Linked DNA regions of Homo sapiens: region 1 is linked to region 2. Evidence: chromatin contacts called from ENCODE Hi-C or POLR2A ChIA-PET data. All regions are on one chromosome and are shown on one strand. Each heading gives the region's core, a stretch centred on a gene start or an enhancer-like site at or near the end of the contact. The rest is flanking DNA. Distances are from core to core; before and after follow the strand shown. Region 1 overlaps DDHD1 (DDHD domain containing 1). Region 2 overlaps LOC105370500 (a long non-coding RNA gene).

Evidence for each region. A loop is a pair of places that touch in the nucleus more often than their neighbours do. ChIA-PET counts read pairs that join two places held with the same protein, here RNA polymerase II (POLR2A). Pooled maps may share reads with other maps.
Region 1: a loop to region 2 is called in a pooled map, with 2.2 times the contacts of the local background. The contact joins two enhancer-like sites. A Hi-C loop is called at or near these places in 3 of 168 maps with a recorded cell type or tissue (gastrocnemius medialis and ovary) and 5 of 50 pooled maps. POLR2A ChIA-PET finds 5 or more read pairs at or near these places in 2 of 52 experiments (AG04449 and AG04450).

The regions. Positions count from the first base shown.
Region 1 is chr14:53,042,120-53,044,822 of GRCh38, forward strand. It overlaps DDHD1 (DDHD domain containing 1), which reads right to left. Exons shown (of 13, transcript NM_001160148.2): 13 at 1-2,703. Among named protein-coding and RNA genes, the nearest start is that of FERMT2, 92 kb to the left of the region's middle. Within about 2 kb of position 1,377, at least 5 of the 41 ENCODE cell types and tissues checked have a DNase peak (open chromatin) inside an H3K27ac peak, as active enhancers do.
Region 2 is chr14:52,800,230-52,803,147 of GRCh38, forward strand. The region is part of intron 1 of LOC105370500 (a long non-coding RNA gene); the gene reads left to right. Among named protein-coding and RNA genes, the nearest start is that of GNPNAT1, 10 kb to the left of the region's middle. Within about 2 kb of position 1,287, at least 4 of the 41 ENCODE cell types and tissues checked have a DNase peak (open chromatin) inside an H3K27ac peak, as active enhancers do.

The sequences.
Region 1 (2,703 bases), core at 127-2,626, 240 kb after region 2:
TGTGATAGCATTTCTCTAGGTAAATGCCAAATTAAAAAATATGGTTAAATAAATTTGGAGGCCCCCACGCAGCACCAGATAGATTCACAGAGCATTTAGTGTAGCAAAGGCTCTCAAAGCCCTGCTGTAAGGGAGATTTTTGAATTTGTCAATTCCTAAACTTAGTTTCTGACATGACACCTGTTAATATTTGCAGAATATTATTGAGAAAAGAATGGTCTCTATGCCCCTTCCAGCTTTAAAATTCCATCATTAATATTTTTTTACTTTACCACTTCCCTCAGTTGTCACTGTATTTAGTTTTTCATGGAGTTTGCTGCCTTTCACTTCACTTTTCATGACCTTTACTGCTATTTAAATGCTGACATGATACTGTAACAGGGTTGGATTAAATGATCTCTAAAAATCTGTACAGACCCGGAAATTTTACAGTTCTTTGAAAACTATCACAAGCATCTACTGAAGACTGAAAGAGAAAGCATATAACCCAGGCTGTCACCAACTTAGCACTAACATTTACTAAATGAGACCTTTGAGATTCTTATGTTTTAAGTTCAGCCAGAGTACCATCAGATTCCTGGCAGAGGCTTGAGGCACAGGAATGACAGCGGAATACAGATAAGGGATAGAAAACTTTAGAATAGCTACAGAGGTCAACTAACCCAAACATAGTTTAGCAAAACTTAGTTTCTTTTTCTAGTATATGATTGCTACGTTCTTTTTTGCTCTGCCTTGATCTTTAATATTTTACGTGTTTTTAGAAGAGCAATTTTAATACATACACTCAAATTAGTTTTCTCGATTGTCCACATGCCTTACTCATTAATTAGCTGAGAAGATAGAAATACCAATCTAATGGATCAAAAAGAAATTTGTCTTCTACTACAGACTTTACAGGAAAATCTTTTGGCTTGATCTGACTCCACTGGAAGGGGCTCATGTACTATCACTGGAATGAACAGAGGCACTAGCTGTGATACGGTACTGACAATTTCTTTTCCTTTTGTCTACTGTCTAGGTGATGCAAAGCTGGAATATGGTGTGTTAAATTTTCTGCAGACTAGGATGCTTCAGCTCCCAATGAGAAAACAGAGAAAAAAGAGACTAAGGATGAATGTTTACATGTCTGAGGCCTTTAGCGTGAGTATTCAGCATGAAGCATGTTCAGTGTGAGTACTTCAAAAGATAACAGATGCCGTTTAACAGAAAGAAGTAAAACGTAAGATTCCTAAGGCTTGCTTCACATACAAAAGAGCAGTTATTAGAACATCCAGTGTGTGTGTGTGTGTGTGTGTGTGTGTGTAAATACATACTTTTTTTTTTTGGATACAGTGTCCAGCTCTGTCACCCAAGGTGGAGTGCAGTGGTGCAATCTTGGCTCACTGAAGCCTTGACCTCCCGGAATCATGCAGTCCTACCGACCTCAGCCTCCTGAGTAGCTGGGACCACAGGCGTCTGCCAACACACCCAGCTAATCTTTGCATTTTTTGTAGAGTCTGGGTTTCACCATGTTGTCCAGGTTGGTTTTCAACTCTTGGGCTCAAGTAATCTTCCCTGCTTGGCCTCCCAAAGTGCTGGGATTACAGGCATGAGCTGCCACACCTGGCCAAAATCCAGTATATTTTTAAATTATGTCCTAAAACACAGAAACACTGGATTATAAACAAGATTACTGTTGAAAAGAAAGTATGAACTAACATAAGGCCTTAGCAAGACTAATTTTAAAGTAAAAATAAAGCAAGATTTAATCTAAGTCTTATTCTAACGGTTAATAATTCTTGGGAAGCTAACTAAAGTTCAGTGATCTAATCAGTACTTGGGAGAATCATCATAGCATGTACACAAAATAGAGAATAAAATTTTAATGGTATCAAAAACAAAACTTTTTTTGGCCGATTTAGTACTTGCTGGAATAAAGTTGCAAAATGTTACTCAGTAACTGACTTAGCTTCTAATCAAGCCAGAATGACACACAGTCTGTATATTAATTAAGTATATACAAATACATCCAATGTTAACATGCACAGACATAGAAACAAGGATACTACAAAACCGAAATCACCATCTCTACTGATGAAAAATGAACTGAAAACAAAACATCCATCCAGTAGTCCAGAATATCTTATTTTTGAAAAGGTTTTGAATATTGCTCTTTCCAAGAATTCAAATAAACTCCAAATGGTTAAATTTGACTGTTTTCTCAACATGAAAAAAAGGAAGCAGACATATTCCTATGGCTATAGGAACATACCTTTTACTCAGTGATATCAAATTAAAAGGTCTGACATAATTTCACTCTTCTCAGGTAAAAAGGGCTCTTCATATTCTAGTGGTTAAGAATAAATCCCTTCAAGTTCTTATGCATTTGAGTGTCATACCACCTACAGCAACATACGCTCAAGTACCTTTAACGATACAGTCATATAGCATGAGTTTAATTTTCCTGAGAACTAAATTAGACCTACAAAATAAACAGGCTATGAAAATGACCTGAGTTCATAGGAATCTCTAAGTTAGAGATAATTTAGCTTTGCTAAGATTTCATCAAAAGCCTTTTATAGCAAGGGTTTCTTAGTGAGTCACATACTTGGTCATGGAGCCTTGGAATTTTTTTTAAACATTAAAAAGAAGTGCTTTATGTTGTTGTGCAAATTCAGCAAAAGGCCAAAACAGCCAACAGTACTGAAGCACTAAGTAAAACCT
Region 2 (2,918 bases), core at 37-2,536:
AGCAATTTAAACGTTTTTAGCATTAGGGCCGGGAGCAGTGGCTAACGTGTGATCCCAGCACTTTGGGAGGCCAAGGCAGGTGCATCGCGAGATCAGGAGATTGAGACCATCCTGGCCAACATGGTGAAACTCGTCTCTACTTAAAAAAAAAAAATACAAAAATTAGCCAGGAGTTGTGGCATGCGCCTGTAGTCCCAGCTACTCGGGAGGCTGAGGCAGGAGAATCACTTGAACCCAGGAGGCAGAGGTTGCAGTGAGCTGAGATTGCACCACTGCACTACAGCCTGGGCGATGGAGGGAGACTCTGTCTAAAAAAAAAAAAAAAGGTTTTTAGCATTAAAGAGCTGGTACTGCCAGACAGTATGATTTACACCTGTAATCCCAGCACTTTGAGAGCCTGAGGTCTCAAGAGTTTGAGACCAGCCTGGGCAATACAGTGAGGCTCCATCTCTACAAAAAATAAAAAACAAAATTAGCCAGGCATGGTGCTACAAGCCTGTAGTCCCAGCTACTCAGGAGGCTGAGGTGGGATTGATCACACTACTGCACTCCAGCCTGAGCAACAGAGCAAACCCTGTCTCAAAAAAAAAAAAAAAAAAAGTTGGTTCAAAAATACTTTGGATATTTTTTCAAGCAATTGGACAGATGCAAGGTACAATTGGAAAATAAACCTTTCTTAGTCACATACTTATGATTCTTTCACTTAAATTTATTCTTTCGGGCCAGGCACGGTGGCTCAAACCTGTAATCTCAGCACTTTGAGAGGTCAAGGCAGGCAGATCGCATGAGGTCAGGAGTTTGAGACCAGCCTGGCCAACATGGAGAAACTGCATCTCTACTAACAATACAAAAATTAGCTAGGTGTGGTGGCGTGCGCCTGTAATTCCAGCTACTTAGGAGGCTGAGGCATGAGAATTGCTTAAACCCAGGAGGTGGAGGTGGCAGTGAGCCAGGATCATGCCACTGCACTCCAGCCTAGGTGACAGAGTGAGAGTCAGTCTCAAAAAAAAAAATAAATTATGTTTTCAGTTTATTTACTTACTGTTGCCATAGAAACAGGCTACACTGCCTAAACATTTTGAGTAAATTCTACATTTTTTGCTTAAGATGCCCAAGAGTCTCAACAATTAGATGATTGTCATTGAAGCAAAAAATGAAATCAGCCTCATTCAGTCCAAACAGTTTGCTCAACTCCCTAAACCTTATTTAACTTGATTGTGAGGTCACTTCCAGACACCACTGGGAGTTTCTCTAAAAGACCACTCACTTAGAACCACCCTGCACTGAAGGGAAGTGGTGACAAGCTGCTCAAGTAGTAAGGAAGAACTCTTGTCACAGACAAATTTGTCAGTGTTAGTCACACAACTAGAACATAATGTTTAAACGAAAATGTATGACATTGCTGGAAAGCTATGTCGGAAGAACTGCGGCCAAAGCAAAGAGAATTACAGACATAAGGAGAATTGCACTTTCATGACATGAATAACTTAGAAGACTGGTACATAAAAAAAAGCTCTGTGTTTTGTTTTCAGTTTGGTTTTCATAATTTAGTTCACCCTAATTGTAATCTATTTGATATGAGGCAAAATCTCTATTTTGAGAACAATGTTGTTACCTTAGAAAGGAAGGGTTACGGCATTATGCTGACATGCAGTTGGAAACATTTTTAGGATTTGGAATGATTTATTTTTTAGTATCAGACTATCTAAGCATAGCCTTTATCTAATCATAAAAACAGTTTTGGAATAGTGGCCATACCTCAGTGTCAAACACAGAAAACATAAGGCATAATCATAATCTAACAGTCACCCAAGTTGCTTTGAGGCCATAAACAGTAGTTTTCATCTCTGAACCTCAATTTTCTCATCTGAAAAATGGAAACACAAAATACCTTTTTTGTGTTTTGTGTAGTTTTGTTTTGTTTGTGTTGTGTTGTGTTGTTGTTGGGTTTTTCGTTTGTTTGTCTTTGTTTTGAGACAGGGTCTCGCTCTGTTACCCATCCTGGAGTACAGCTCACTGCAGCCTCGACCTCCCAGGCTCAGGCTATCCTCCACTTCAGCCTGAGATATCAAAGCTAAAACATGAAAAATGAAGAAGAGTTGTCTAAGAAACTTCTTAGTTGGCTAAGAGGGGAAAGTAGTTTAGGCAGAGGATCCAGCATTGAATTGATTTTGAAGTAGTGTCGAAAGGAAAGCCAACATGGCTACATTGTAGAGAGACAGGATCCAGATCTTGGAGGCTTTATAAAGGATTTGGCCTTTGTACTGAAGGTAGTGGAAAGCCATTTAAGTTTTTTGTTTGTTTCTTTGCTTTTTGGTTTATATATTTAAGCAGGGAAGTGACGTGATCACTTGCATTTTAAAAAGATCATTCTGGGCACTATGTACAGAATGGAGGAGATGATGGCGCACAAACACTGTAATATATATGTGGGTAAGCCAATTAGGAGGCAGCTGGAGGAAATGGATTGGGGACTGACAGAGAAGGGGGAAAATATGGACTGATTCATGAGATATTTAAGAAATAGGATCAGTAGATCGTGAGGTAAGGATGAATGAATCAAGGATGACTTTCAGATTTTTGGCTTAAGCTAATGGGTGGAGGCCATTTACTTAAACAGGGAATACTCAAGGAGGGGAAGGCTTGGGAAGGAGAATCGTGAATCATAGTTGATCATCACATGAATACACAATAAGCCAGTGAGAGTACTAAAGTCTCAGGGTGCAAATCACATATATATGTGTGCAAACACAGGTTCTCATAAAAATCATACTTACGGCTTACTCACTAAATCTTGCTTTATAAGTTCTGGATGATTCTTTCCTTTCAATAGTCTCTTCCAATCCTATTCATGGGCATTTCTGATCTTTTCAGACCAGGTCTTGGGTGTTGTAGTGGTTGGAGCTTCAAACTGCACA